Linked DNA regions of Mus musculus: regions 1 and 3 are each linked to region 2. Evidence: chromatin loops called from intact Hi-C (ENCODE). Cell type or tissue: left cerebral cortex. All regions are shown on one strand. Links, peaks and the distances in the headings refer to the core of each region. The heading gives the core; the rest is flanking DNA.

Region 1 (11,229 bases), core at 983-8,982, 250 kb after region 2:
TAACATTTACTAATAGCATGGAGGGGAAAGTTCAGCTGTTTGCAAGATCTTACAAACTAGAAGAAAACTAATCAAATTTTTTATTACATTTTGTAACCCAAACCACAAAGTAATGTCTATCTTTTAAGCCAACGCTATATAATAATAAAATATGTATTTCATAGCTAGACCAAAGAAGACTATGACACCTGATGAGGACGTCACACTTCTTATCTCTTGTGATAATAAATATAGGTTATATGTGGTAAAACAGTATTAAGTCCTGGAAGGAGTAAACAGCTTTGAGGCCTGCCTCCTCCACTGGACAGAAAACCAATGGATGAAAGTCCAAAGAAAAGGGATGCACTCAGAGAAAGAGCCACAAGTTCCTAAGTCCCAGATGATTGCCATCTCCTGGATGCACTCCATATTACGTAGCTCTGAATAAAACCTTGAAGACAGAGAGCAATTATATAGTACAAGATATTCAGATACACTTGTGAAAGTGCACACGGCTGAAGGATTCCTTTAATCTTCATGCAGCTTCAGTTTCCCTGGGAATGAATTTTCTTAACGTAGTAAGAGAGTGGAACTGACATGAGCATGGCACTTTGCAAAGATTTCTGAGGTTTCTGGTCCTGTAAACCCAACCACTGGGCATTGTTTATTCTTCCTGAAATGCAGACATGAATCTAAATCCCCAAGGCTGCTGCTGAGAGTTGGGGTCTTGGAGAGGTAATTAGGTCATGAGATTAGTGCCCACACAAAAGGGACTTTATATATTTCATCTTCTTGCCGAGAGAATATGCAAGAAGCAAGTGATCAGTAGAGAATTTCTGACAAAATAACTGATTCTGTGGGTGCCTTCTTACAGAATTATGACCTTCACAACTATGAGACATATCCTGTTGTTTACAATGCATCCGAGCTTTGAAACTTTATTCTAATCACCTGGGTTTAGACTCAAACTCTCTTTAATTTGGGAGAATCTTGTAAGAGGGTAGTAGCTATTTAGATTTGGAGGTTAACAATTAGGGATGAATGAAAAGAAGTGGGCTGATTAAGTTTTCTTTAGTGGTGAAGACAATCTAGATAAGAAAATGCAACCATTGGGACTAAAGAGATGGCTCAGCACCTAAAAGTGCTTGATGTTCCTCCAGAGTTCTGGAGTTCAGTTCCCAACACCTATGCCAAAAGACTCACACTGCCTGTAACTCTTGCTCCCTGGGATCTGATATCTACACACACACACACACACACACACACACACACACACACACACACACACACTACATAATTAAACAAATATTTTATAAAGATGAAATGCATGTGTTAGTGCTGGATTTGATCGACTTGCTTGATTATAGAGCTCCACAAACAGACAATGGATGAATCTCACTGAGAAAATAAAATGCAAAAGTGTGAGGGTTATATTGGCCAATGTAAAGTTAAAATATAAGATGAAAAGATCAAATACGTTTCCTTTTGTTGAAAGTACAATTATTTTATCTTAAATAACGAGTTTCTTTCCTTTAATAATGTCCTAGGTCAGGTCTTATATTTGCGTATTTTAATTACTTATTATGTGGAAAACAAGTTTTCTTGTGGCATTTGCATACATATTTTTAGTTTTGCTTGAGTTTCTTCCCTGTATGTGATCCTTCCTCCCCTCTTCCACCCTCCTCCCTATTTGCAGCCGTCTACCCTGTATTCCTCCCTATGCCCCCACCATATACCGCTTTCCACTTCCATAACATAACATAGTTCCCTCTCTAGTCCCCCCCCCCAAAGGCTGTTCCCCACACTGATTTTTTTAAGCCACTTTCCTGGATCCTTGCCCCTCCACACCATTCAGTGTGAATAAACATATACAAAAATTATAAGCTAGGATTCACGAGCGATACATAACTGTATTTGGCTCTCTGAGCCTAGGATACCTCACTAAATATACTATTTCCTAGTTCCACCAATTTTCCTACAAAGTTCATTTTTCTTCAAGGCTAGTATTGCTTATGTGTTGGTAGATACTTAGGTTAAATCATTCTCTTCTATTATAAAACAAGCAATGCTAAGCAAGGATGTGCAATATTTACCCTGAAATTAGTAGCAAGTTAGTGGGGTCGAAGAGGATTTTTACTTTAAGGCCCTGAGAAGCCCTGTGCTGATTTCTATAATGGCTGCACCAGTTTTTCTCCCATTCTATGGACCATCTGTTCACTCAGCTGATAGGTTTTTTTGGATGTGCAAAAGCTTTGATTTTGTATAATCTCATTTGTAAATTCTTGGAGCTAATTGCTGTGCTACTGAAGTTCTATACAAAAAATTCTTGTCTATTCCAATATCCTAAATTGTTTATCTATAGTTTCCTTTAGAGATTTTGAGCAGTAAATAGAGCTATAAATTATATTATTCTATCATATGAGCGATCTTGTTGAATTTGGAGAATATGACGAATTATTTTCTGTGGTGATTGAAACAGCTTAGCTTGCAAACCTAATTCTCACACTTCAGACTACAGAACAACCAGAAAAGAAGAGAGCAGAGGTACTTTGTAACCTGAGAAAAATATTTTGGAGACAGGAGGACAGCCATTTTATATACACTGTAATTAGGATACATCGAAATTAAAAGCTTTGGCTTTTGAAATACACTTTAAATAAAATTGGGAAAAATACACAACTAAAAGTCAATGTTAAGCCGGGCGTGGGGTGCACGCCTTTAATCCCAGCACTCGGGAGGCAGAGGCAGGAGGATTTCTGAGTTCGAGGCCAGCCTGATCTACAGAGTGAGTTCCAGGACAGCCAGGGCTACACAGAGAAACCCTGTCTCGTAAAACAAACAAACAAACAAACAAACAAACAAAACAGTCAATGTTTTGGAGCATACATTTGATTCATTCTGTTCTCACACTATGTAAAGAATTCTAAGATCGTCCAATGGAAGATGAGTAAAAGCTTTTACCACAGAAATGATGGCAAATACAACATCAACTCTTAGACTAACGCTTTAATATAATACCTCTATTATATATAATATACATAAATGTGTGAATGTATATACCAGTATATATATATATATATATGTATGTGTGTGTGTGTGTGTGTGTGTGTGTGTGCTGACTATGTGTGTGTGTATGTATGTATATATATATATATATATATATGCATATATATACATATATATATATATATATATACATATATATATATATTCCACATCGGTAGCAATGCACATTTGGAAAGGGACACTTATAAACAACAATTGAATTTTCATAAAGCTTAAAGTCTTCCTGAGCTCTGCTTTGTTTCCAAATATTTTTTAGCTCTTTGTAATAAGGTAACAGTCTTCATTTAAAGACAGAGACATCTCTATAAAGCATCTCTATTCATCGTCAAGGACAAGGCAGTAAAAACTGATATGCTGGTACATGCCTGTAATCCCACTACTAAGAGGCTGAGGCAACAGGATCATGAGTTCAAGGACAGCCTGGGCCCCACAGTGAGTTAGGCTGTCCTAGTTAATATTTTGTGCTTCTGATAAAAACTCCATAACCAAAAGCAGCTTATGGAAGGAGTTTATTTTTGGCCTATGGTTGCAGAAGGACAAGTTCATCATGGTGAGGAAGCATAACAGTAAGTGGCAGGCTTGACACGAGGAGCATCGGAGAGCTCACATCTTCAAATGTAACCACAAAGCAGATAAAGCAAACTTGAAGTGAAGACAGGCTATGCGGTCTCAAAGCCAATGAAGTCCTTCCTTCACCAAGGCTGTACAACACAAGTCTCTCCACACATCACCTCCCACTGAGAACCATTTATTCAAATGACCAAGTTATGGGGGCATTTTTTTATTCAGATCACAGATAGGTCAACCCTGTCTGAAGACATTAACTCCAATTAGTTTATCAGGGGAATGGAGATTCTTTTAACTGCTGTGCACTGTGGATATATTCAACTAGAACCAAGGGCAGAGGAATGGACAGAAAGTAGGAAGGATGAGGAAAAAGAAGAAAGACAATATCTAATTTTAACCAAGCGCCTGGAGAAAAGAGTTAATTGGATCCTCCGGGGTTCTGAAACTGTGATCCTAAAACTTCCACACACAGCAGACTGATTCGCAGTTTTAAAATCTACCTCATGTCTGCCAACGGTGCTAGATCCAGAAATATCCCAAATCAGATTTCCTATATTTTCATTTAACTTTTATACAATCAACTCATGGATTATTCAGTGTTTTATAATTTATATTGTACAGAATCTCTGTACAATTATTAAAAGTAGCATGCTTTGTTATATTGCATATTGAGTCCAAATTAAAATGTATGATCTTAAACCAAGGGACGCGTATACCTTGTTTATATCAAAATGAGTGTTTCTGCCTGAGTTGAACCTGGCATGAGTTGTTTGGGCAGTTACATAAGCCTCCATTTGCTCTGCCTACATATGTCCCTGCTGGAGCTTACTGCCAAGCTCTGCAGAATTTAGATGAGGAATTTGCTCAGTCAGTACTGGAAAGCAGCATGAGAGCAGCAGGTTCTGTTCCTGGTAATGACCTAGGTCACTGGGGAAGGCAGGGCATCCAGGGGTCAAATAAATGCAAAGACAAGTGGGATCCCTGCCAAATGCCTTAGTCAAGAACCGGAGCCAAGCAGCCATCAGGATCCTCACAGCAAACACTGTGACACAAGACAGGCTGCGCTTTCTAGGGAGATCAAATCCTCTGGGATGTTCTAGAAAGGTTTTATTAGTTACCACACTGAGCCAAATCCTGTTCTACAACATCATAAAGATGCTATCCTGACAACATACGCCTGGGCTTACTGTGTGCCTTCTTACTATTGTTTTTGTTGTTTATAACGATTATTGTCTGTCACTGCACACAGTGATGTAGATAATTGCAAAGCCTCATTGCATCTTACTTCAACCAGATAATTACAAGCCTTTCAGAATCATGCCTTATTTACTCCCTTACTTCTCTCCTGGCTACCTGGGTGTGTGGCATAGACTCGGTGGTTAAATTATTTGTTGACTATATTTTGGTTCTCTTTTAAATTTAGACAGGCAATTCTATGCTAACCATTGAAAAGGTGATTGTTTAGCTTCTACTTTAGTCTCATTATGTATCTGGCAATTTGCTTAAGGTTTTTTTTTTAAACTTCATTTTTCCACACCTGCAATATATAGTTAAATAATAGTACTGCCTAAATGTAAAGATTAGAACACAATTTTGTCTGACAAACACAAACATAAAACAGACCTTTACAGTAATAAAACACATCTGTATTCATTTTCATGGAATCAGATTCTAGGTTCACAATCTTACAATTTAGAAATGTGTGATGCAAGGAATATAGAATTCATTTACATATTGTCAGATAATTCCAACTTTGGAGATTGAAAAATAATTCTAACAACAAAATCACCTAATAAATTACTCTTCATCGGTGGCTCTAGTCTTAGAACTTATATTAAAAGAGAGAAAGTGCATTGGTGGCATTCAGGAGTTTATAATTCCTTATGAAATTAATTGATGGAAAGAAAGCAAAGAAGTAATTTGCCAACTGAACTCAATTTTAAGTTCAAATTTTTTGATATTAATACATTATTCTTTCTTAAGTATTGCTCTAGTCACAAAATATTTTGTAGTTAAAAATAATAGAAAAGATACTATTAAAATGATTTGTAACACAGTTAACTAAAGACTGTCTTCATGGTAGGTGTAAGTTGCATCACTCTTTATGGAACCCAAACAACAAATACCCTTCCCTAAGGCTCCAAGGCCTGACGCTATTACTGATGCTATGGTGTGCTTATAGACAAGAGCCTAGCATGGCTATCATTTGAGAGTCCCAATAAGCAGCTGACTGAGAAAGATGTAGAAAATTATACTCAACCAATGGACTGAAGTCAGGAATCCCTGTGGTTGAATTAGGGATAGGCTAGAAGAAACTGAAGAGGAGGGAGACCCAATAGGAAGACCAGCAGTGTCAACTATCCTGGATACCCGAAATCTCTCAGGCACTGTGCCACGATCCAGGCAGCACATACCAGCTGGCCTGAGACCCCTAATACATACACAACAGAAGACTGCCTGTTCTGGCCTCAGTCAGAGAAGACTTGCCTAAACTTGAGAGACTTGAGGTCCCAGGAAGTAGGGAGGCCTGGCAGAACAGGGGAGCATCCTCTTGGAGACAGGGGGAAGAGGAATAGGATGAAGAACTGTGGGAGGGCAGACCAGGAGGAGGGTAATGACTGAACTATAAAAACAAAGTACCTTCCCCTAAGGAATAGTTACAATAATAATATTATACATACACATATATGTGTGTGAGCATGTGTGTGTATTCATGTGGATAGAAATCTATACATGTATATACACATTATATATAAAGCATATACGTGTGTGTGTGTGTGTGTGTGTGTGTGTGTGTGTGTGCATACATGTATACACATATACATTTTTGGACTGGAAGAAAAAACAACAGTTCTGGTGAGACAATGCACCAGATCTCAAGGACAGGCACATTTTAAATACACAAGGCAGCTGACAGTGGTACTTGTTCAATGATTAAATTCAGTTTGATCTAAGAACAGTGAGAATTTTTCCAGAACAGACTTTGATTATTGGTCTTAGAACTGAGAAAATGGATGAATGATTTCCCAGCTAACAATCAGCCTCAAGACACAGAAGTACATAGTGACTCAGCATAGGAGTAAAAATCACCAAAGCTTTAATTTCTCTAGTGAATCTTTCCCTGCAAAAACTCAGCCCAGAAACAGACACTTCTAATGTCCCTCAAGGATTGATGGCACACAAGGGACATGAGGGAACAAGTCAAAGAACTTTTAACAACTCTACCACAGTCAGGAAAAGAAAGATTATGAAAGCATCAGCAAAAGAGACAAAGACACAGCTAGCGACAAAACAAACAAACAAAAATGGTGTACCCCAAATGTATTCCCAGAGCAAGTTAAGTGTATTTTGTTGTAAAGGAAAAGAAACACTCTCTCTTATAGACACAGCCCTTAAGATAAATGTGTATTGAGGACCTTTATTGAGGAAGTCTCCAACAATCATGGTACACAAGCCTGTGTCATCCATTCTAAAAATTGGCACTACTGTCAAATGACGTGACAGCGAGGGACACTCAATACCTTGAAAGGAAGTTGAAACAAAGGCAGTGAGTGATGATATTTTAATGTCACAGGGTTAATGCCACAAAGGATGGAGAATGTTAGCATTCCCGCTGGAGTGGAAACATCTGGCATCCATAAATCAAGACCAGGGTACCATGACAAGTGGATCTCGATGGAATCAAAGGAATTTAAAAACGTGAGTGTTAAACTTGTAAAGCAACCTAAGGGTGTGTATTGTGAGCTCACAATGTATTCCTCTTTTTCCTTCAGTAGAAGGTGCATTCCTTGCTCTATCTAAAGACTAGCGATCACACGTAGACTAGCCCATCTATTTCCTCCAAAAGGAAAAAAAATCAGCCCAGCAATAAAAGTAAAATAAATATCAGTATTAAAGAAACATAATCCCAGAGACAAGTTGGAAAAATAGCAGTAAGAGTCAAACCTCCTTTCAAACATTTTCAAGAATAAAGAAAGGAGAATTTTAAAAAGAGATTATAGAGAGAGGAACAAATCCAAAACAAAGCTGCACGGTGTCCATTCCAAATAACCCTTCTATCTGAACAGGTTTGTTTTGATGTATACATTTGCCGTTCGGTTAATTTAGGGGTGTGACGGTTTTCTTTGCAAGTGTTTTTATGGTAAAGTTCATTATTGAATGTATATACCTAGGTGAATGTTAAAGTTCACAATTTTTAAATCAAATGGATATAAATAAAGTATGAACGTTATACAAGTAAGCTTTTAAATATATCTAATACATGAGAATATAGAAATGACAAGCCAACAACATAAGTGATTCAGAAAGATTAAACAGATCAATAAAAAAGAAACCATTGCTAAATGATCAAAGTTATTAAACTGCTCCAAAGTATGGGAAGAAAAGTGATTCCTTAAATAGTTTCTATAAGTTGTTCTAATATCCAACATACAAATATGGTATAAAACCTTGATAGATCAACACCACCTCTACATATAAATGATTTAATTACATCCTAAAAATAAATGGTAATTTAGATAATAAGACAGAAGTAAAAGAATATTGTATCAAAAAGGAGCATTAGTCCTTAATATTAAACCATGGCAAAGGTGCCATGGTTTAATATTAAGGAAAGATAATGATGTAATCCAACCCATTACTCACTAATGGAGAAAAATATGATGCTACAATAAGATATTTAATGAAAGTTAAGCGTTTATTACCAATCAATACCTACACATTCTAGTTTGGTATCATTTCCCAGCCAACACTAAGCTCTCCATCACGGGATACAAGCTCCTCCTCTTCTGTGGTTTCAGAACAATGGGTGACCCACCAGAAATACGCACGTGCTTAGCCCTGAAGCCTGTGCACATCTCCCCTTATGTGACAATAGAGAATCAAAGCTGCAAGAAGGCTGGTCTCTTCTAGATGCCGTTGTCTGAATGTGTCCTGTAACAGTTTCTCGTGGGGTTTCCACAATTCGTAGAAACATCTTCTTCTTTGCTTGTACATGGCCTGTTTTTCCTCCCGACTTGCATGTTCCCCATCGTGTATCTGCGTCCTCAGACAAGCCTAAGAGCTACAAAGAGCTGTGTGAGAATGTAAGCGCCTCATGAAGTCACAGCCGTTATGAAGTCACAGCCGTTAATGAAGTCACAGCCATTATGAAGTTACAGCTGTCATGAGCAGCAGAATGAGTACAGATCAGCGCTAAGAGTCAAGAGCAAAGGCTTTCTATTTTACTGTATACAAATGAGGGTTTATTAAACATGGCTGAGTAGGAGGAGCCTAGCTGGCGTTTATGAGTAGATAAAGTTGAGCACTTGTGTCCAAATCTAACTTCGCGTGGGCTGGAGAAATGACTCAGCAGATAAAAGAACCGGAGTGCTCTTCTGAAGGTCCTGGGTTCAAATCCCAGCAACCGCATGGTGGCTCACAACCATCCATAATGAGATCTGATGCCTCTTCTGGGGTGTCTGAAGACAGCTACTGTGTATGTACATTAAACAAACAAACAAATAAATAAATCTTTTTTTAAAAAAATATAACCTCATGCTTAGGAAGTAAAATTGTGACAAAGATAAAATGAAATGTGTTTGTGACATTAGAGTTTTCAAAGATATTAGCAATCATGACTCGATAGCCAGAAACAAGAAAAAAATGTTTCTGTTCTTGAGAGCCTAATGAATATTTTATAACCAACAATTCTGTAAGCCTGATTATCAATTTTTAAACTAGAAGAAATTCCCCTAATTTTCTTATTGACTGTTAGGCACAATATTTAAGTAGCTACAGATTAAAATAAGCATGTATTATAGGCCTATCTTCAAAATGGAAATCAGTAGGAGCTAGTATTTCACAAACTTCTCAACAAATGGGAGAAAATGGACTAAAATAACAATTTACAGAATGGACTGACATAATTTCTTTTCTGATTGTTGTGAGAAAACGTGTGACAGCAGAAACTCTGGAAAGGAGGGATGGGTTAGGGTTTCTGCTCGTGTGTGTAATCTACAATGGTGAGGAATGTGTTATCAGTCAGCAACAACGTCAAGTAGCTGGTCATATTGCTTTCACAGTCAGGAGGCGGGCAGCGATGAATGATAGTGCTCTCAGCTCAACTTCTTAAGACCAGGATGCTAGTCTATGAAGGCTGGCTCCTCAGCCCAGGGAAGGTCTGTTAAACATCTCCTGAAACACCCTCAGAGACATATTTCCATGGTGATTCTAATTCCAGTCAAGGTGACAAGGAAGAGTAACAATCATAGCCAGCAAGCAATACAGCACTGATTCCACATTTATAATTGAAATACACTGATATATGGCATCCACTAACGACCACAGCTCAAAGTCCTAGATACTCAAGTTAAATGGAAAGGAGACACAACATTGCTGAGCATTTAAACAACGAGAACTGGTTATTTTGTAATACCTAACTTACCTTTGTGGTGACAATGTGCAAATTTGCTCAGTGTTAAATTATAGATCAGCCTTGAAACAATTACAGAAAGAAAACATATTAAAAACTAAAAACATGAGAAGCTTTGAAACAAGAAAGAGGTGAAAAGAGTCAATAATTCAAGGACACTAGTTACAAAGCAGTATGGACAGAACAGCTTCACTATGTGTGCTATAAAAAAGCCTGGGAATGTATACAGCACTTCTAAACATGGAACATTGGCAAACAAATCCATATGACCCAACTAACCACTACTTTACATGGTTTTTGTTTTACTTTTGTTGTTTGTTTGTTTGTTCACCATAAAATAATCCACTACAGTTTCTCTGAGCAGCAGATATTGGTAGTTGTCACATAAATACAAGTGAAGACTGTTCTTCCTTAGTCAGTGTTCTATTGCTATGAAGGGTCACCATGAGCACGAAACATTTATAGAAAAAGAAAGCATGTAAGTGGGAGTTGCTTACATTTGCAGAGTGTTACTCTATGGCCATCATGGTGTGGGGTATAGGTTACACAGGCAGAAGCTGAGAGCCTTACAACCTAATCTACATGAAGCAGGGAGAGAGAGAGAGAGAGAGGGAGAGAGAGGGGGGGGGAGAGAGAGAGAGAGAGAGAGGGAGGAAGAAGGAGGAGAAGAAGAAGGAGGAGGAGGAGAAGGAGGAGGGGAGGGGGAGGAAGAGGAGAAGAGGGGGAGGAGGGGAGGGGAAGGGGGAGGGGCAGGGGAGGGCGGGGAGGGCAGGGGGAGAGGGGAGGGGAGGAGGAGGAGGAGAGAAGAGAGTTTAAACCCAAAGTAGGGTTGTAAAATCTCAGAGCCCACTCCTAGTGACATATCTTCTCCAAGAACACACCTTCAAACAGTTCATCAACTGGCAACATAAATATATGAGTCTATGAGGGTACATTTTCACCCAGTGGCACACAGTTCTAAAGTAAACAAAATATGCACACAAAAATGTTTTTATGGCCTATTATACAAGAAATTGAGCAATAAATTTGTTATTTTATGCCGTGTTTACAGGGCTACAGTACTTCCTTCCTTCGTGTTGGTGCTCAGAATCCTTTGAGAACAGAAAAACCAAATCAATGTCTTTACCTTGGCCAAGCACTCATGTATACTATCTCAAAAATTTATGAAGGACAGACATGTGTGCACTCTGATATTTAGGATATCC
Region 2 (11,229 bases), core at 1,589-9,588:
TGTGCTGGTAGAGGATTTTAAGAAGGGCATTAATAACCCACTTAAAGAAATACAGAAGAACACTGTTAAACAGTTAGAAGTACTTAAAGAGGAAGCACAAATATCCCTTAAAGAACTACAGGAAAACACTGTCAAACAGGGGATGGAATTGAACAAAACCATCCAAGACCTAAAAAGGGAAGTAGAAACAATAAAGAAAATCCAAAGGGGGACAACTCTGATGATAAAAAACCCAGGAAAGAAATCAGGAACCATAGATGCAAGCATCAGCAACAGAATACAAGAGATGGAAGAGAGAATCTCAGGTGCAGAAGATTCTATAGGGAACATGGACACAACAATCAAAGAAAATGCAAAATGCAAAAATATCTTAATTCAAAGCATCCAGGAAATCCAGGACACAATGAGAAGACCAAACCTCAGGATAATAGTAGATGAGAATGAAGATGTTTCACCGTAAATATCTTCAACAAAATTATAGAAGAAAACTTCCCAAACCTAAAGAAAAAGATGTCCATGAACATACAAGAAGCCTACAGAACTCCAAATAGACTGAACGAGAAAAGAAATTCCTTCTGACACATAATAATCAGAACCACAAATGCACTAAATAAGGATAACAGTAATAATAATATTTAAATTTATTTTAATAATATTAAAAAAGCAGTAAGGGGAAAAGGTCAAGTAATATATAAAGGCAGACTTATCAGAATTGCACCAGACTTCTCACCAGAGACTATGAAACCCAGAAGATCCTGGACAGATGTTATACAGACCCTAAGAGAACACAAATGCCAGCCCAGGCTATTATACCTAGCAAAATTCTCAATTACCATGGATGGAGAAACCAAAGTATTCCACGACAAAACCAAATTCACACAATATCTTTCCATGAATCTAGCCCTTCAAAGGATATTAAAGGGAAAACTCCAATACAAGGAGGGAAATTACACCCTAGAAAAAGCAAGAAAGTAATCTTTCAACAAACCTAAAAGAAGATAGTTGCAAGAACAGAATCCCAACTCTAACAACAAAAATAACAGGAAGCAATAATTACTTTTCCTTAATACAAAGAACTCAAGAAGCTGGACTCCAGAAAATCAAATAACTCTATTAAAAAACGGGGTACTGAAGAATACCGAATGGTTGAGAAGCACCTGAAAAAATTTCCAACATCTTCAATCTTCAGGGAAATGCAAATCAAACCAACCCTGAGATTCTACCTCACACCAGTCAGAATGGCTAAGATCAAAACTTCAGGTGACAGCGGATGCTGGTTAGGATGTGGAGAAAGAGGAAAACTCCATTGCTGGTGGGATTGCAAGCTTGTACAACCACTCTGGAAATCAGTCTGTTGGTTCCTTAGAAAACTGGACATAGTATTACTGGAAGATCCAGCAATACCTCTCCTGGGCATATACCCAAAAGATGTTCCAACTTGTAATAGGGACACATGCTCTACTATGTTCATCACAGCCTTATTTATAATAGCCAGAAGCTGGAAAGAACCCAGATGTCCCTCAACAGAGAAATGGATACAGAAAATATGGTATATTTACACAATAGAATACTACTCAGCTATTAAAAACAATGAAATTATGAAATTCTTAGGCAAATGGATGGATCTGGAGGATATCATTCTGAGTGAGGTAACCCAGTCACAAAGGAACACACATGATATGCACTCACTGATAAGTGGATATTACCCCAGAAACTTAGAATACCCAAGATATAATTTGCAAAACACATGAAACTCAAGAAGGAGGAAGACCAAAGTATGGATACTTCATTCCTTCTTAGAATGGGGAGCAAAATCCACATGGAAGCAGTTGCAGAGATTGCCCCACCTGGGGATCCATCCCATAAACAACCACTAAACCCAGATACTATTGCATATGCCAGAAAGATTTTGCTGACAGGACCCTGTTATAGCTATCTCTTGTCAGGCTATGCCAGTGCCTGGCAAATACAGAAGTGGATGTTCATAGTCATCTATTGGATGGAACACAGCACCCCCTAATAAAGGAGCTAGAGAAAGTACCCAAAGGAGCTAAAGGGGTCTACAACCCTATAGGAGAAACAATATGAACTAACCAGTACCTACCAGAGCTTGTGTCTCTAGTTGCATATGTAACAAAGGATGTCCTAGGTGTCCATCAATGGGATGAGAGGCCCTTTCTCTAGCGAATATCATATGTCCCAGTACAGGTGAATGCCAGGGCCAGGAAGCAGGAGTGGGTGGGTTGGGGAGCATGGCAGGGAGAGGGTATAGGGGACTTTCAGGATAACATTTGAAATGTAAATGAAGAAAATAGCCAATAAAAAATAAAATAAGAATATATTATACACCTGTAGGAAACTGTCAAATAATACATTGAAAAATTATGTTTCTTTTAAACCTACATATAAGCAGAAGTAAACGGACTTACCACATTTGAGAACAAAGGGAGATGCATGGTGCTGGAAGGCAAAACAACTCATCTAAAATCTCAACACAGACATAATTTGAATCTCATTTATGCTCTTCATTTTTGTGATCTAAGTGAAGTTGGGTAGATGGAGGGGAACTCCAGAGAAAATGAATTTTTGAATAGTGTAATTTAATTTTAAAGTGATTATAATTTCGGAGAGAAAATGATCTGTGATGATTTACACAAAAATATCTGCTTTTGTGTCACTGGGTTGTCAAAAACTCTAGAGACAGCCAACACATTTGCTTGCAGAACACTGATGACTAACTTCTCTGAATCTGTTTTCTCCTGTAATAGGCGTTTTTAGTCATTGTAATAAGCTACCACAAAGTAAGCATCACAAAACAAGTATTAGTCAAGGCTATGATGGTCAATTGTCAGGTAGGCTCAGATATGTTTTCTCCGAGATCCTTATGTCAACTTTGCTTACCCAGAACCTTAATGCTCGTGAAAAAATAATTTCCTTAGAAGCTCATTCATATTGTTAGCAGAGTTCAACTGTTTGCTACAGGAAAATTGGAATTCTTATAACCAACTTCTTTCTCAGCAAGAAGCAAATATCAGTTTCTTGAGGTCACCTTCGCCCTAAAGCCCTCTTCACATCTTCAAAACCTGGAGTGGCATGCCAAGTCCTTGTCAAATTAAAAATTTTTCTGATGGTGTCTGTCATCAGCTATATGTAAGGATCATGTAATTAGATCAGATGCCATTCAGCTAATCTTGTCCTTGGGGGCTACTCTCCCATGTAGTGACTCAACCATGGAAAGAAAGCCCTTCATATCCAAATGTCCTTGGAATTAGGACTAGAGAAGAAATCCTGCATATTTCACATTTCTTTAAGGTGTTAGTGATATACAGCTACATTTCATTGTCCATAGATCAAACTCTCTCTCCCACCTCCACAAGGAAGACACAGTGTACCAGCTTTGAATACGTGACTAATAAATAATTTCCCCCACTATCCACATACAGTTTTCAATTGGTGAAACTTTTAGTGTGCATTTCCTGGATTTTTAATCCTTGTAATATTTAGAGCATACCTAACATTAATGCTACTTGGTTGAGAAGCAAGGGTTTTAGCAATAAAATTCTATCTTATAGTTTTATTCTTACAAATATTTCTGACATCAGCTGTCTTCACATGGCCTTCCTGTAAGCAGGCATTAAAAAGAACATTGCCTGAAGATATGTCATTGAGGGATGCTCTCAAAGGATTCCACTTCCTGGAAGTAAGACATGGTTGGCAATGACATAATATATAAAGTCCTGGTCCTTAATGGAGTAATAGCTGGAGCTTTGGGAAACCCAGTGAGACCTAAAGGCTGAATGTGTGGGCTAGCCATGAGATAAATAACTACAGTGATGAACAATGTCCAGGAACCATGTGGATGACACAGTAGCTGATAAGGAAAAATACTGCAAAGAGAGTGTTTGATATTGAGAAGGAGAAATTATCTCAATTAGAATATTCTTGAGTTCAATTCTCAAACCTTTATGGTGTATATTAAATGAAATACATTTTAGAGTAAAATGTTTATCTTAAGAGTGAGTACTACCCTTGGTTTCACCAAAAGATATGGTACATATAATAAAAAGATATAACTAAAAATTTTTCTGAGACAAAGTTGGAAGAATTTAAAATAATGCATATAGAGACAGGGAGAAGAGTTCCTCACCCTGGAGTCTGAAACTTCTAGCCAGCTGGAAGTAATAATTCCTGTCCAGTTAATATTTTCATTGGCCATGAAGGGGTGTTACTTACTGGTTTTCTTTCTATAGTCTGCTCATGCTGCTTTTGTATGGAATCTGGGACCACCATCCAAGCGTGGTATCATCTACAATAATCTAGGACCTTTCACATTAAGAAAATACATCACAGGCTTGCCTACAGGGCAATGTGGTAGGGACATTTTCTCAACTCAGGTTCCCTCGTCCCATATTACTCAAGCTGTGTCAACTTGACATACAATTAGACATCATGATGACTTTGGGTAGGGACTCAATTCTTTCTGAAGGCATCACCCGAGAATCTTAAACAAAGCTAGCTGTCAAGTTTGTTTACAGTACAAATATCCTAAAGCTCTTTTTTCCCTGAGAGCTAGCCATTTATCGTTTAGTTTAAAAGTTGCAGGATATTTTTCAGGGACTATCTGGTCATCTTATTTGGGTTTCTAGCTAACCCTTTGAAGATCCTAAGTTGAAATCTCACCTAATTCCTATATACAACAGCAATGATAATAACCTGAGATACATCTCAAGGAGCCCACATGCATACTTTAGTACGTGTCATTTTCAGAGGCCTTCTCTGTCTTAGAGAAGCCCACATCACCATCTTGGGTGTTTCTTCTTTCTTTCTAAGCATCCTTTTTTTCTTAGGCTCCCTGCTGTAATCTTACTAAAATATCCTAAGTAAACCTCTACCCTGTTTTATAAACTGGCTGTTACTGAAATTCTTTTCTGTGTTGAAACCACACTTCCTACTGTGGCCCATGTTGAAGTTTCAAAAAATCACCTTAGATTGATGAACGGGAAAAATGGGAAGCCATGCCTCCCGCCCCTCACCTTTATTCTCCAGAACGAATACAGACATCTTATAATTCTATCTTTTACTGCTTACTGAAAAAATTATCCCTCCTAACTAGATCCTCAACCAATAAATACCACTTTCCAACAAAGTTGAGCATTCATGTTGAAATATAACACAGGAAAGAGTCTGTGCTGGACACCCAAAGCTTAGAAACTTCTCTTCATTTGACCTTGATGAGGTCAAATAAATTTATCTCTTTTGTTCGTTTTTAAATGAAAATATTGGAATAGTTCATCTTCAATGTTCATTCCAAGTCAAAAAAAAATCATAAGCTGGATGGTTGATTTTATTCTCTTTATGAAAAATTTTCTTCCTTGAGCTTACACTTCCCAATCTGTTTTCCACGTGTGTCATCTTCACCACTTGAGCAGCCCTGACTTGAAATACAAGGCCACCCCCAGACAAGCTGTTCCATTCTGCCAAGCTTTCCACTCCCCATGCTGCCTCTAAATGTGCATGTGCTACTTGAATATCCTGAAAAAATATCTATAGCATTCTTGTTTTCAATTAATGTTTAAAAAAAAAACAGTCTACCAACAAACCATATTTATGTAGTATGATATGTGGTAATGTGGACTTCTTTTGGGGAAGGAGGGTTGTTTTGTTATTTGTTGTGTGTTTTGAAACAGCATTGCCCCCCCCCCCAGAGCACAGATTTGTCTTGAGCTAGTGTCTGTCTTCTGCTGAGTTTCCTTGTTGTTGGGATCAGAGGCTGAACGTCTTAAGCGATGAGGCTTTGGAACCTACATTCACTGCGCAACAAAAAACTCAAGACGGTGAGCACACTTTCTGCCTTTAATATTTTTGTTCTTTTTATCTGTGGAAATAACATTTAAACGTGTTTAGTCTAACAATTTAGTAGCTGTAGTTACCCTACTGTGTAGTAGCCTACCAGCACTTCTTCAATTCTAGCTGTGCCATGGTCCCTATTAGCCAACCTACTCCCATCCTCCCTCCCTCTTACCATTACCCTCTTCTCATGACCATTATTGCAGTCTTAGGCTTTGTGTCAGAAGCTTCATAGTTTATATCTAAGAGATGCTATAAAAGGAGAAACTTTGGACGGTAAATGCAAAGGATATATTGGATTTTCATGGCCAAAAATAATCTTTATTTCTAATGACTATTGTGATTCTAGGAATCTTGGTCACAACTTTGTGACTAATGTTGAGGGAATTTGCTGACTCCCAATAAAGAGCTGCCCTGGGCTCTACATGTCAGCATCCCAGTCCTAGACCTAACACCCACATATTCATGGAGATGGCTCTCTGTCATGCTTTGTCCCTTGGATTCCACAGTCAGTCATTTCTCACTTTCTATCATGATTTGGAAAAGGGTCTGTCTTAAAAGGATGAGCTCTTTGTAGAGTTGAACCAGGGGGGCTATTTCAGTGTTCTTTCAACATTGTGCTGATCGACTCAACTTTCACATCTCATGTTTCCAAGGCAGAGACCTTTTTATTTTTATTATATGCTTAGTTTGGAGCTACATTCACTGCTTCAAGAAAAAGGGATCTGTGAGAAAGTCATATCAAGTAATATAAGTCATTATTATTGGAAGAGGGATGATTGGAATGTATGGAGAAAGTCTTGTGGTAGCCTTGCCTGGGATATCAGCACTTAGCCTGAGACAAAAGGACTAAAAGTACAAAAAGTCAAAGTCACCATTGCTGTACACTAGGACTCTATAATCTCACAAATATGTTAATGATTATCCTTTTACTGAACAATGTGATGTGTGTATACATGAGAAAATAATCACTCGGGAAGAAAACAGCATGTTCATTAACTGTCACAGTTACTCTACTCACTCTGTGTAGTGCAAGTTCTTAACATCTGTTCCTCCAGGAAACTTCTATACTCTTGCGGCCCATTAGGTCACTACATTTACTCATTTTACAGATCTATAACATATATATATATATATATATATATATATATATATATATATATATATACATATATATATATATATATATATATATATATATATATATATATACATATATATATGTATTGTGTGTGTAAATTTTGGCCTTTTAATGCAATTCTCTCTGTCCTTGATAAATAACACTCAATTGCCTGAGTTTGCACACTATTTTAAACTTTCTTTATATAAATAAAGTTCACATTGTATAATCTACAGCCACTCATGTTGTGGCAATTGACCAGACCTCTACAAGTATAACATTCAGTTTACATATGTACCAAATTGATTTTATTCAGTCTGTTGACAGACATGGTTATTTCTACTTCTTTCCTGTTGTGCATAATGGTGCAATGAATGTGGGAAAATAGATCTCTTTAAGAAGTTCCGATTTCTCCTCTTTTAGGTACATACTGAGAAGGATTACTGGCCATATGGTATTTTTATTTTTAATCTCTTTAGAAACCACCATAATGCTTCCTACAGTAATCACAGCCATCTACATTCTCAAAGAGATAAGAGATTCCATTTTTCACACTCTTCCCAACCCTTGCTTTTGACACTGCCTTTGAAATAGAAGCAGTCCTAAGAGGTGTGTGTTATAATATCATTATTGTTGATTTAATATGCTTAATTAAAACAATCATTAATTAATCATAACGAACAGCTTTTCACATACAAGTTAAGTACTTTAGTTTCCTCTTTGGAAACAATGTAGGCATTGCATATCTGTTCTTTAAGTTACCCTTTTAATTTTTGTTGTATTAACTCATGTGAATTCATTTATATTTTCAGAATTTGAAATCTTAATCAGACATAAGTTTGTCAAAAAACTTACTGTAATCCTTTATAGCAGGTTTTTATTTTGCTGATTGCTTTATTTGTACAGAATCCCTTTGCTTGAGTGGAACCCCATCTGTTTATATTTACTTTTGTGGCTGAACTTTTAGTGTTCTATCAAAGGAAATCACTGTCAAGTTCAGTGTTGAATATTTTCCTCCCTGGGTTTTAAGGACATAATATTATATTCAGTGCTTTTACATATTTCAACTTGATTTTTGTGTAATTTAAGATCTATGACTGGTTATTTGTAGAGAACAACTGACCCAGAAGTACCATTTCAATGTGTCATATCTACTATACAACTAAGGACAATGAACAACACTGAAGAGAGGTATGATGAGAGTCAAGGAACCAGTATGTCTGATGGGAAACACTATCTCCAATACTCTATGAGTTATGACCCAGAAGCCATATCAATGAAATCTCAATACATCAATGGAATCTCAATATATGGTTGCCTAATTTTGAATAATAACACATGTTAACATCTCAAACCTCATCACAGATTAAGATCTACGAGCTCTATGGAGAATCAGAATCAGTCTTCTCCAGGGAACATCCCAAGATGTCTTATACGCCGTGTGTGTGTGCGTGTGTGTGTGTGTGTGTGTGTGTGTGTGTTGCCCAAGAAAAGGCTCTACTTTATTGATGACACATTGACAATCTCAGCTGATTTTTCAGCTCCAGAAGAACAAACTTTAAATATTTTTAACTCAAGATAGGATCTAAAGACTGAGTCTTTACTTCCCTCTGGCACTTCACAAACCACATCTCTATTATCTCTTTCTGTATTATCTACACTGATTGCAGAATCCTTTAAAATAACATTGAAAAGATCAGAATGATTAAAAAGGCTATTTCTCAGGAGAAGGGAAGGCTGGTTGTGGGGCTGGAACTACTGATGGATTGAAATCAGGGGCTGATCCTGAGGGGCAGGAGCAGCAGGGCAGATATAGGACAGACCCAAATTGATAACAGGAGGTGACAGGACCATTCTCTAAATAGGTAGGCCCACTTAGCAAGCAGGAGATTACTGAAAGATACTCTGTATCTACAGACATACAGGTTCCACAGCTGCTATCAGGTGTGCTGGCAGGACTGCTGCTGCCACATCTATCTGGACCTACGAATGCATCATGGAAACATCTGGTGGTTTTGTGCTCTCCAGCTCTGGTGCACAAGTGGATCTGGCTCCAGATTTGCTATTTTTCCTGCCGATTTATACCCATTCAATCTCTAGATAGGAGGATGTGTGTCTCCCCAGATCTGAGTCTTCCTCATCTTTGGATGGTGAATCCTTGGCCTGTTCTTCCTGCAACTGGGTCAGGAGCCTATTGACACGGACAATAAGATCTGAGTGTGACACGTAAGCCTTCAGGTATTTCAGAGTGAGCAAATCTGTGGACTCACAAAAGTCCTCAGGGCTCTTGTCCATCCACGTATCCAGGAAGCTACAGAGCGCGTTCTTTACTTGTTCATACTCTTCAGAATAAAGGCAGAAGAATGCATACCTCACGAACAGCAGGTCCAGTACCTGGAGCCGGGTGGCAAATCTTCAGTATTTGGAAAGAAAGGCAGGGACAAAGAAGGGGTCCCCTCCTGCAGAGAAGGCACCAGGTTGTTCACCAGCTTCACCACAGTCTCTGCACTGATGTGACTCTCAGATCCTGAGGGTCAGAAGCATTCTCACCCTGGTCTGGGCATTGCCGGTTTTGGCGACCCTTGGTCAAGATTTCTCTCTTTCAGGTAAATGGCCACAGGCGTTGACAACAAGAGTGAACCCTGTACTTCCAGACACCATCGTGGCCTTCCCTATGTCTTTTTTGAGGCCTTAGCCTCCAAGTAGTATGAAGACAGCAAGAGAAACACGCTGCCCTCTCTAGTGCCTCTGACAAGTGAGCCTGCAGGCCTTGCTCTAACCAGTGGGGGTCGCCTGGATACCAAGGTTCTTCATTGTTAGGTCATCCTCAAGAGGGTGGTTCCATTACTGTCCTTTCTTCAACAGGACTTTCTTAAAGGGCTCCTTGATCCCCTTTCATTTCCCAGGAGCACAAATCAACACAGGTACACATGTGCTTCCCATTCCACCAGTCCCAGAGATTTTTGGATATAAGCAGTACCTCAGCTTTGCAATCTGGGTCCCTACTGTTGAACTGAGTCTGTAACCCTAATTATAATCGCAGACCTAATTGGCCCAATCTACCACAAACCCTAGCCATGTGTCCTTGCTTTTCTTTTATTGGATATTTTCTTTATTTATATTTCTAATGTTATCCCCTTTCCCAGTTTCCCCTCCAGAAACCACCCCCATCCCACCCCCTCCCTGCCTCTATAAGGGTGCTCCCCTACCCACCCACCCACTCCTGCCTTCCTGCCCTGGCATTCCCCTACACTGAGGCATCGAACCCCCACAGGACCAAGGGCTGCTCCTCCCACTGATGTCCAACAAGGCCATCCTCTGCCACAGACACAACCGGAGCCCTTGGTCCCTCCATGTGTACTCTTTGGTTTGTGGTCCAGTCCCCGGGAGCTCCAGGGGGGTCTGACTGGTTGACACTGTTGCTTTCTCCCCCGAACCCCATGGGGCTTGCAGCATCCTTAACTTCTAAGCTCCCATGAACAGCCCACTGGGCTCTGAGTATTCAATAACCTTTTCAAATCAAAATTCAAATGCTACCAACCACCCCCCCCCAAAAAAAAGAAAAAGCACGTGGTCAGGTCTGTCACAGTGACATCAAACTTCTGGTATGAATTTCTATCCTTATTAGGTTTCTATGCTGTGAGAGAGACCATCACCAAACACAAATTGCGGAGGAAAGATTTGTGAGGCTTATATATCCTAGGTCATAGTCAGTTGAGGCAGGATCTTGAGCTGAGATAAAAGCCATTAATGAGTGCTGCTTACTAGCTAGTTGCCCATGGTTTGCTCAACCTGCTTTTTTATACCATTCATCAAAAACTGCCCAACAATTCCTCACCTGGGGTGGTATCACTTTCCGTCAGCTGGGCCTTCACACAAATCGTTTAGTAAGAGAATTCCCTTTTTGAGGTTCTCACTGAAAATGAGTTAATGAGAAATACAGTTTAAATCAACACACATATGGAATGTGCAAGATCTATATCTGAAGGAACTGCATGTTGACGGTCACTCAGTTATTTAAGAAGCCGGAAATCACAGTCTGTGAAAACTACAGCTCTAGACACCAGAAAATGTAGATCCAAGTTCTGACTTTGCCTCTTGAATGTGCCCAGCTTTAGTAAATTTCCAGAGTATATACTTAATTTCCACACTGTTGGAAAATAATGTTGCCTATAGAGATTATCATAATTTTGAAGGATTAAAAGCACTCAATATGCACTTTTGTCAGACAAATAAAGAGCCTAATATCAACTAAGAAATTA
Region 3 (11,229 bases), core at 1,509-9,508, 310 kb after region 2:
AAAAGAATCTTATGTTAGTATTTTAGAATTGTATCTTTTATCATGTGCCAAAATAATTTCAACAAAGTCATTAAGCTTAACAGCGGAATTGGACTTGACAATAGTGAAGACGTATGAAGATGAGGGAACACGCACACAAAGGGAAAGACTTGACCTGATGAACCATATAAAATTTTAATGTACTAATGGTTATTTTTCACTTTTAATTGACACATGTTTGCACATCATTAGCCAAGTATGGTAATGTGATACATATGTACAATTTTATGATCCAATCCATCTCCCCAAACACAGTACCTGTGTAACGGCAATGTCTGAACGGATTTCTTGTGTCTATTTTGAAGTATCTAAGAAACTAATGACCTTCTCTGTAAGACACCAGAACCATTTCCCTGTCTAGCTATATTCTGTTCCCTATTCCCAGCCTCTTCCCTCCGCTTCCCGGGCCTGACTGGCAACCCTCTCAGTTTCTAAAACAAGTCTATAGTTTGCATTTTCACAAATGAGTGAGAAACTAAATAATATTTTAGACTAGACTATGACCGTATTACTTGAAAACCTAGCATGGATGTAACGAGAAACATACGACTTCTGTTAGGCAACTGACAAAGAATGTGAACAGAAACTTTAAAAAGGCAAAGGTTAACCAGACAGACACAGGAAAAGGTACCAAACAAGTACCAAAACTCAAATTCAATTAAAATTAACATTCCACTACCACTTATTAATTAATTTTAAATATGTGATACTCATTAGGTCAGATTGGTACTTGCCAGGAAAATATGGCAAACATATATCCGAATGATTACTTGTTCGATGCTAAAATTATATATAGGTTCTTTCTTTTCAAAAAATGTAGTATCCTTAAATAATGCTTAATATAGTATATATAAAGACTAGGAAAGTCCAAACAGTAGCTAAATGTCTAATAAAATAAATCATTCAAAAGTGAAAATGAAATTTGATCCTGGCAGTATGCAGAGAGTGAGGCTGTGAATGCTACCACAACTAGACGATGTGTTTCCATGACCGGGTCAAGACCCAGGTAAGGACACAAGGGATCCACAGAACTGAACATCCCCTTCCTGTCCTAGCCTGCCTATGTACACTCACCTCCACAGAAGCATTGATCTGACTCTCACCTCCTTCAAGTATTTGCAAGAGAGCCAACAGCTAAACGGACCCATCTGTTTGACAGTCTCCAATTCAGAAATGGTTCCAACTTTTTCCCACCTATGAGAACTGGCTTGCCTAAGTTCTTGCAAAAGAACTGACCCAAGAAACCCTGTCTCAGCACTGAAACTACCGTAGGGCCTGTGCTGGATGCCCTTCATTTCAGCAAGCTGAATCCATCTTATTCTGCTGTACTGAACTATGAATGGCCAATGGCAGATGCCCTTCAATAGACTGACACTGACCATCTCCATGTTGAGTACGATGCAGCCACTTCAATATGAGCACGCAAAATAGTGAGAGACCCACATGAGAGATAAGGAAAGAAAACAGAGTGCAGGGGTTTAAAATACTACTTCTATTTATTGGTAATCCTAGGAGTTCATAATTTTTATTTCTATTTCCTCATATTATTGAAGTTTCTAAAAATTGTAAAAATAGATAAAGAGAATAGATAATCTCTTCTTATAAAAATAGAAGACCTTCATCTAATACACACATTTGATGTTTTATATATTCAAAGGAAAGAATGTGAACATGAGACTAATTAATATGTTATTATTAATTAATAATTAATATGTTATTAATTATTATTAATATGTTATTAATAAATGTGCTCTTCCTAAGCTGATCGGTATGATTGGTTGGTTCTGCTCTGTCCTTATTTAATTTATTGATACAAATAATGGATTGATTTATAAGCAGTTGCTCATTATTTGATATAGACAACAACACAATAATTAACTCTTATATTGATTCATTTTTATATTCTCCCATTTATCATTTTACCAAATATACATTGAATTTCTTTAATTCTCTAGACCTTTTCCAGAACTAAGTCTCAGTAAGCAGAATTGTTCATGATGAAGATAGCAATAGGAAGTCAGAAACAATATATACCAAACTGAGGGGCAAGCACCCCTTTCCTCTATACAAATGGTACTGCGGCCAGGGACAAGGGTGCATCCATGCTCTTCACATCCAATCCATGGGGCATTGAAAGATGATTTCAGGGAGGACAGGGTGCTCGCCTTAGTACCAAGTACATGCTTATCAGCAAAGGAGAAAAGGAAAACTATTCTAAGTTGCACATGAATATATAACTAAGATCTGAAATAACAAAGGCCATCGATATTAGAGAAGAGAAGCTTCAGATATCAGATTAGAGAAGCTGAGGTCAGAGTGAGAACATCTAGTGAAAGAATTCTGACAGGAATGGAACTTGATCTGATTCTTATAAATCAGAGGACAAGAAGACCCTATCAAAAATGCACATTTGCCCTAGTTGATGACTTAATATGCAATGAATATTTTTATTGAATCATTTATGTATTCATAATCAACAGAAAAAAATTAAAGCAATTTTAGTTTTGAGGTAATCGCTCCAAGTATTTTCATGATTTACAGATTACATCAGGCTCCCTGTGACAAAGCTTCATTCTGATGGCAAGAAATGGCTCCTTGGCATAGTACCTGTTTTACAGAGACAGGAGAGACAGGTTGAAGAGAGAACAAGTTAGATATGGGTAAAGACAGAATGAGCCAGAGAATGAGAAGGAGCCAGAAAATTAGAACAGATTGCCAGAGTTAGTTTGGGGCCAAACAGAATAATTCAAGAGAGACTGAGAGAAGCCAGAAGTCAATGGACATTGCTCGCCAAAAGTTTACTGAAAAGCTGAAAGGAGAATCTCCTGATGTGATCCAGTTATACATGAAGACATGACCTGTCTAATAGAATGTTGCCCACTGAACAGAAAAGAGAGCTTTGTGAGACACGTTTTGCATAATATGAAATGAGAATTTGGCTAAATATGAAAAAAGTTAGAAGACAACAATTCCTTGAATTTTATTAGATATTGATTAGAGAATATTAGTCATCTTTTGTGGGGATGGTTTTTCAAGACGGGGTTTCTCTGTGTATTCCTGGCTGTCCTGGAACTCACTCTGTAGACCAGGCTGGCCTCAAACTCAGAAATCCATCTGCCTCTGCCTCCCAAGTGCTGGGATTAAAGGCATGTGCCACCACTGCCCGGCATTAGTCATCTTTTGATGGAGAAAATTTTTATAAAGTTCCAAAGGTATAAAATTACAAACTGCAGGGAAGGATATATTTCAAGCTTTAAATTGGACTTAGACATGATGTAAGCATAGTTACATATGGCATGCAAATGGAGATCATGCCAGTGGAGGCAAAAATAAGTGGGGATGTGTGAAGTTTGATCATGCATATGGAGAACATTAGCACAATGAACAAAAGGAAAATATCTGTACAGCAAATGGGCCATATTGTATAGCAGAGACTCCAGTGGAAGGAGCATGATATGAAAGAATTGATAGAGAACTTTCTAGGCAAGCATCTTTAGACTCTATATGAGTGTTATTTCTACTTCTGAGTGTTATTTCCACGTCATGATCGTGCACTTCTTTCTTTAAACAATCACTTCTCTCCTTCCTGTTCTAATAGTAAAATTGTGAGCAATGATTCTGTTCCTCTTTAGAAGAGTAGAAATACCTAAATGCTATTCCGAGACGTCATCTCCTCGCTGTGAATTACACCCTTTTGCAGTCTTCTGCCCATCCTCGTGTTAAGCTCTGACAGATGATTTTAGATGAAGCAATTTTTCACTACAGTAACTCCTTGTACTGTAAAGTTCTCTGAGATTTGACAGCGAAAAGAAATGAACTCTTCAAGACTACTTTCTGCACAAGAGTTGTGTGGTCTTAAAAATAATCTGTGCTGGGGCCATGTTAAAGCCCACAAATCCCTGTTGCCACCTGAGACTATGTTGGTGTCTATGATCAGGGCTGTCACAAGGGACCACATAGATGTCTGTGGTCTCTGCTGCCAGCCATAAGCCATGTTGATGTCTCTGATCCATGCTGTGGCCAAGGGCCTTGTTGATAGCTGAGGTCCATACTGCCACTCGGGACCATGGTGATATCCATCTTCCATAGTACAGCCGGAGACCATAATGACCTATGTGGTCTGTGTAGCCTCAGGAAACCATGTGGAATAGATCCATGATCTATACTGCCACTCTCTGTTATGAGCAAGGGAGCTTCTGTCGCAATGGTATTGATGACTCCAGACTCATAGTTGAAAATGAGAGACACTGAAAACTTCTGCCACAAAGGAAATGGTCTAGACAGAAAGCCATTGAAGAGAGGCCTTTTAAAAATGTGATAACGATGCCTTTCACAGTTGGTGGTTTCTGGCAGAGAAATGGAAAAGAACTCAGTTATCTTAAAGGGCTGGCCCCTGGGAGTTCAGTGACTATATAAGCAATACGGATTATGGTTGTATTTTGTTTTTTCTTAATTTTGGAGGGGAGGAGAAGGCACAAGGCTGGGAGGATGAACCTAGGAGAAATGGGAAGTGAGTATAATGGTGTGCATTGTGTGAAGTTCTCAAATAATCAATAAGAGGATATTGAAAAATAATAATCTGTGCTTTTCCTTTTGATCTTGCTACCACTTCTATCCTGGTAAATATTGTCTGCCCTCTCTTTCCACTGGTTTTGTTTTTTCTTCTTTTTCAGAATTTTCCATAAATGGAACCACACAGTAGCTACCCATCTAAGGATGATGTCTCATAATTACTGGAACTCACTTAAAATTTATCTCTCTTTTTGTATGTCTTGACAATAAATGACTTACATTGCTGTGTAGCCTGTATAATTTCCTTTTCACTCACCTTTTGTAGAAAATCTTCATTGTTTACCAATTTAGAAGGAATGCAAATACAAGCAAATACAAGGGCAGACTTCCATGAGGGTATACATTTCCAGGTTGGTTGTATGACTACCTAAAAACACAAGTATTTGGTTGGCCTATTTAATGTAGTATCATTTTTGAATCAATGATGAACAGGAGTTATACAATTATTGTTACCATGAATTGCTTTATTTTTTTCTTGTCACCTCAAAATAAATATTTTCAGAAAAAGCATAGCAAACCTAAAATGACATCCTCGCTTACTATAGAAAACAAGTCACAGGCTGGATTCTGTGAGAGAGAAGAGTATGGAGGGAAAGGTATTTAAGGTAAGAAAATAGAATGCAGACAAAAAAGTGAAGTTGCAGGCATGAATAGTGGATTTGAAGAAGTAGATATAAGGAAGGAAGGAATTAATTCAATGATTTGGTATTTAAATTTCAGAGTCAAAATAAATAATTCTCTGGGGAGGATGCTTTCTCAAAAGAAAAAGACCTTAACTGGGGATCTATTTTCAACTTATTGCTGCTTGGAGAGGGAGAGTTGGTTTTCTCCAGGGTTGCAACCTTGAGAGAATAGCTGTGCTCCAATAGGTGATCTAAGACCCATGTACATACTTGTATCACTAGTATCACTAGTATCATCACTAGGGGAGCTAAGGGAAAGTGATGTGCAGTTTATAGGAGGAGTTGGGAAAGTGGGAGTAGAGGGTGGATCTTATCGAAATACATACTATTCATGTATGAAATTCTCAAGAAAAAACAAATCAAATAAAATATTAGTGATTTCATTTTATATTTTATTAATCAGTTGTTTTGGAACTTTGTACATCATTTATACTCCTCCCTCTCACCCCCAAACACTTCTATGTTCCTTCCCACTCTCTCTCTCTCTCAAATTCAGAGCCTCTTCTTTTATTATTATTATTATTATTATTATTATTATTATTATTATTATTATTATTACACATGACCAAGCCCACTCAGTCAGTCAAGAGGTTCTTCAGCACAGGAGTGAGGATTTAAAAGAAAAAAGACAGACAACATTGTACCATGACTCCAGTTAATTCTCAGACTGAAGGCAAATTTAATTTTCCCAATCTGCTTTTTATACCATTTTAATTACATGCAAGTACTAAGGGCGAGCAGTACAATAAGGAACTAACAAGGCAGTGAGAAAAGTCCAGGATTACTGCCATGACAGTTGTGAAAAAGGGCTTGTCATAATGATCAAAATACTTAAGTCCACCTCCCAAACCAAGCCTAAAATCTTGCTTGAAGCCTACTTCTTTTGTTGCACCCTAAGATTAAAACTCCTGCCACCCTACTTCCCTATTATATAGTCTAAAGTTAGATTCTTGCCGAAACTTACTTCCTTCTCATGCCCTAATGCTAGATTCCTGCCTGAACTTACATCCCTGTCATGGTCAATGTCAGATTTCTTCCCGAAGTCCATTTCCTTGTCCTTGGCCAATGTCTGATTCCTGCCAAGCAGCACCCCAAAAAGGCTGTCCACATACACATGTACACATTTATACATAAATGCAGTCTGCCAAGTCCATTTAGTGTGAACTCCACTTAGTGTGAATCATATGTCTTTTTGTTTAGGGCTGACAACTTGAGATTAAATAACTTGTAAGGATTGGGAGGGCTTGTCCCTGAAGAAAGCTGAATCTCCCTCTCTCAGAAGCCATTCATTACCTATGGCCTTCATTTAGCAGTATACTAAATATATATGTATGTATATGTATGTATATATATTCACGCCTACATGTCATATGGTATTGTCATTTTGTTTGTCTTCTTTAAGCAACTGACTATGGGTAAGAATATGATGTATAGTATTATATATACATATATATCCATACATACTATGTGTGTGTGTGTATGTGTGTGTGTGTGTATGTGTTTAGACATCACAAAAAGAAAGGAGAAAAAGACAGACAAAAAGAAAGGTAGAGAGAAAAGCAGAAAGGAGAAAGAGAGAAAAAGAAAGAAAGAAAGAAAGAAAGAAAGAAAGAAAGAAAGAAAGAAAGAAAGAAAGAAGAGAGGGGGAGGGAGGGAAGGGAGGGAGGGAGGGAGGGAGGGAGGGAGGAAGGAAGGAAGGAAGGAAGGAAGGAAGGAAGGAAGGAAGGAAGGAAGGAAGGAAGGAAGGAAGGAAGGAAGAGGGGAGAAGTCTAACAGGACAGTCTACAAAGTGTGAACCTTGGAAACAAAGCAGAGATGAGGATGGAGTGATAAAGACACTCATTGAGATTGAGAAATCAATTCTGGAATCATTAGATGAATTCAGATTTCAATGTCCCTGAAAGTAAGCTTCAGAGTTCCTTTAATTGGCAATAAACTTCAATGAATATATTTCAGATCTCTGTCTTAACTCTGCGGATGCTTTTTCTGGGACTAAGTGATTCTGCTGCTCTCCCGCTCTCCTCACACTTCACCCACACTCATCTCTGGATGTAGGAACGTATCACCAAAGCTAGCAAAGCAAAGAAAAATGAAAAGGACCTGAACAGTTGCCTCATATCCTGATCCTTAATGCAGAAAGATGTTTAAAGTGTAATTGGCATGACTCCTGAGATGTTCCTTCTAGGAACATGTTAAAGGATGATACCTCTGTGTACAGTTACTGATGTAATAAACAACAATCTATAGAAAGGGGAAGGGAAAGGTCCTGCCCTTGCTATAACCACCGTATGCAGAGAAAGCAAGTATAAATAGCTTTCTGGGTCTCATCCCTTGCTACATAGAAGAATTCTCTTGGCTACTGAAAGAATAGTAAACTCAGTGCTCCAAGGTATGCTAATCATAAAACAGATAGTGACATTCCTCCACCTACCCGCTTCCTGTGTTCAAAGAGTGTTAATTCAAAGAAAGTCACCCTGACCATTACCAGAACCTGCAGTGCAAATGTGCTATTGTTAGGGGCTCTTAGAAACTGTCTTGAGAGTTAACAATTACCAGGTATTCCTTGTGACACCTGTGACTTTGTACTTCCTTGTGACTCTTAACTGGTATTTTTGGTATTTTCCAACAACGCCCTTCCCACCTCCTTGAGTTGTGTTTTTTTCCTTTATATACCCCCTCAGCTACTCGGGGCGCCACGGTCCTCTACCCCTGCATGGTGTATGACCGTGGGCCCGAGAGCGCTCTTGAATAAAAATCCTCTTGCAATTTGCAGCAAGACCCGTTTCTTGTGGGTGATTTTGGGGGGTCACCTCTCCTGAGTCAGAACGTGGGGGAGTCCTCATGTTGTGGGTCTTTCACTATCACCTCCTGACTTCATAAATAACTGAGAAAGTATTTCCCTCTAAAGTTGGTGTGACAACCAGGACACAGAAGTAAAAAGCTCAAATCAGGAGAATGGCTAAGTATGTCCTTGCTCTAGAATCCAAAATACTTCTCTTTAAAAGTCCATTACAGGCTTGTGCAGACTATTTTGTTTCTACTTAGAGTAACCATCTCACCAACACAATATAATCCTGAGTTTTCACCAATATTGACTCAGATCGCTTAAGTTTTTTCTTAACTACTTTTCCTCTTTTTAACATAAAGCACACAGGCAAAGCGACTGAAGAGAGAAACGGTTTATTTTGGCTCTCAGTTCAAGTGCACAGGTCACAGAAAATAACACAACAGAGGGAATTCAAGGGAGGTGATCCCATTACATTCACAGTCAGGAAACAAGAAGCTGTGATTACTTAGTGCTCTGTTTTATACTGTCCAGGATCCAAGCCAGAGGAATGGCACTACTCCTAGTGAGCACATGTTCTGATGTTACACTTTGCTTAAACCAATCAAAATAATCTCCTGTTCCCAAGGTGACTGAAGACATGAAGAAGTTGGCAACTGGAACTATACCTATCAGTTTCAATTATTGATATTATTTGTAATTGTGAATTTAAATATACTATGAGCATTAGTTAACATATTATTTCTAGTAAAAGAAAATTAAACCATTTTTAAGGATGCCAGTCATCACTTTTAAACTTTGACTTCACTTTAATCATTCTTATTTGTAATTTGGCAACTATAAGAAATAAGTCAATTCATGCCCTCATGTAATACTTTCTTATGATACAGGCCTGATATATTTAAATAATGTCGCTACTATTTTTTTCATTTTTAATTTATTACTTTCTTATTCTCAGGGTTTGTAATTGTTTCCAGTTATTTGTGCTGCTTGAATCACTAAAGTGATTATGTCTAAAAGAACATAAATGTATGAATAATTGAGTGAGTTAATGAAGTCTGAGGTATCTCACCAGACAATGAAAATCTGTAAGATATCACGAATGCAGTGTTCATTGCATAAGCAATGTGGGATTCTTCTACCATTAAGCAGAGGCTCTGGATCATGAAAATGGCACTACAGGCATACAAGTCCCCTCAGCAGAAGCTCATCAATATTTTCAAAACACATCCCATTCTTCTTGTGCTCATTTGAGGTACATTAGCAAGCTTATTAAGTTCTCTGTTCTGAATTATGTCCTTGTCTTTAATCTTTGACCTCCTAATATTTCAAAATACATTAAGGTAGCAATTAGATCCTCCCTTCTTCAGGATTTTATGCTGATCAGGCAGTTGGCTCTCCCTTGGAAGCTTAATAAGACTCATTTTTCTTCCCATGCTTGGTATAGTAAGGCTTTTGCTTAAAATAGGTAAATATAACACTCTGTGAAGCTAGCCAACATCAGTAAAAACATGACCAAAAAGAGATGTAGAAGGAAGACTGAACAAAAAGTGTGAATTGTGAAAAACTCAATGGTTTTTCATTATTCATTTTAAACCTAATAAATTGAAATTTTTCATTTTTTGTGTTAGGGAAACATTTTTTTAAATTAGGTATTTTCCTCATTTACATTTCAAATGCTCTCCCAAAAGTCCCCCCCCCCCCCCCGGGCCAGGCAATCCACCCCACTCTCCTAGCCACCAAATCCTACTTCTTGGCCCTGGCATTCCCCCATACTGGGGAATATAAAGTTTACAAGACCAAGGGGCCTCTCTTCCCAATGATGGCCGACTAGGCCATCTTTTGATACATATGCAGCTAGAGAAACGAGCTCCGGAGGTACTGGTTACTTCATATTGTTGTTCCACGTATAGGGTTGCAGACCCCTTTAGTTCCTTGGGTACTTTCTCTAGCTCCTACATTGGGGGCCCTGTGTTGCATCCAATAGCTGACTGTGAGCATCCACTTCTGTGTTTGGCAGGCCCCTGCATAGCCTCACAATAGACAGCTATATCAGGGTCTTTTCAGGAAAATCTTGCTGGTGTATGCAATGGTGTCAGCGTTTGGAGGCTGATTATGGGATGAATCCCTGGGTATGTCAGTCTCTAGATGGTCCATCTCAGCTCCAAACTTTGTCTCTGTAACTCCTTCCATGGGTGTTTTGTTCCCAATTCTAAGAAGGGGCAAAGTGTCCACACTTTGGTCTTTTTTCTTCTTGACTTTCATGTGTTTTGCAAATTGTATCTTGTATCTTGGGTATTCTAATTTTCTGGGCTAATATCTACTTATCAACGAGTACATATCATGTGAGTTCTTTTGTGATTGGGTTACCTCACTCAGGATGATGCCCTCCAGGTCCATCCGTTTACCTAGGAATTTCATATATTCATTCTTTTTAATAGCTGAGTAGTACTCCATTGTGTAAATGTGCCATATTTTCTGTATCCATTCCTCTGTTGAGGGACATCTGGGTTCTTTCCAGCTTCTGGCTATTTTAAATAAGGCTGCTATGAACATAGTGGAGCATGTGTCCTTCTTACCAGTTGGAACATCTTCTGGATATATGCCCAGGAGAGGTATTGCAGGATCCTCTGGTAGTACTGTGTCCAATTTTCTGAGGAGCCGCCAGACTGATTTCCAGAGTGGTTGTACAAGCTTGCAATCCCACCAACAGTGGAGGAGTGTTCCTCTTTCTCCACAAACTCACCAGCATCTGCTGTCACCTGAATTTTTGATCTTAATCATTCTGACAGATGTGAGGTAGAACCTCACGTTTGTTTTGATTTGCATTTCCCTGATGATTAAGGATGCTGAACATTTTCTCAGATGCTTTGCAGCCATTCTGTATTCCTCAGGTGAGAGTTCTTTGTTTAGCTCTGAGTCCCATTTTTAATGGGGTTATTTGATTTTCTGAAGTCTACCTTCTTGAGTTCTTTATATATATTGGATTAGTCCCCTATCTGATTTTGGATTGGTAAAGATCTTTCCCAAACTGTGGGTGGCCTTTTTGTCTTATTGACGGTGTCTTTTGCTTTGCAGAAGCTTTGTAATTTTATGAGATCCCATTTGTCCATTCTTGATCTTACAGCACAACCATTACTGTTCTATTTA

The links. Hi-C counts contacts between places; a loop is a spot of excess contacts. Peaks named below come from ENCODE experiments on the same cell type or tissue, not always from the same donor. Only the 100,000 strongest peaks of a DNase experiment are listed, where the experiment ranks them.
Region 1: a loop joins it to region 2, with 9 times the contacts of the local background. A loop is called at or near these places in 2 of 42 quality-filtered maps.
Region 3: a loop joins it to region 2, with 6 times the contacts of the local background. A loop is called at or near these places in 3 of 42 quality-filtered maps.

Annotation. Positions count from the first base shown.
Region 1 is chr15:24,965,030-24,976,258 of GRCm38, forward strand. Gm2824 (a long non-coding RNA gene) reads right to left here. Exons shown (of 5, transcript XR_001781655.2): 5 at 10,792-11,229. Among named protein-coding and RNA genes, the nearest start is that of Gm2824, 52 kb to the right of the region's middle. In left cerebral cortex, for the core only: no CTCF peak of the experiment used is centred there; DNase peaks (open chromatin) are centred at 2,177, 4,086 and 4,427; H3K27ac peaks cover 2,199 bases.
Region 2 is chr15:24,715,102-24,726,330 of GRCm38, forward strand. Gm35827 (a long non-coding RNA gene) reads left to right here and starts at 9,816. Exons shown (of 4, transcript XR_383853.2): 1 at 9,816-9,891. It also overlaps the pseudogene Gm2803. In left cerebral cortex, for the core only: no CTCF peak of the experiment used is centred there; DNase peaks (open chromatin) are centred at 2,697, 4,938, 5,452, 6,589 and 1 more place; H3K27ac peaks cover 3,908 bases.
Region 3 is chr15:25,029,095-25,040,323 of GRCm38, forward strand. No RefSeq gene overlaps it. Among named protein-coding and RNA genes, the nearest start is that of Gm2824, 12 kb to the left of the region's middle. In left cerebral cortex, for the core only: no CTCF peak of the experiment used is centred there; DNase peaks (open chromatin) are centred at 3,363, 3,714, 6,334 and 7,326; H3K27ac peaks cover 1,500 bases.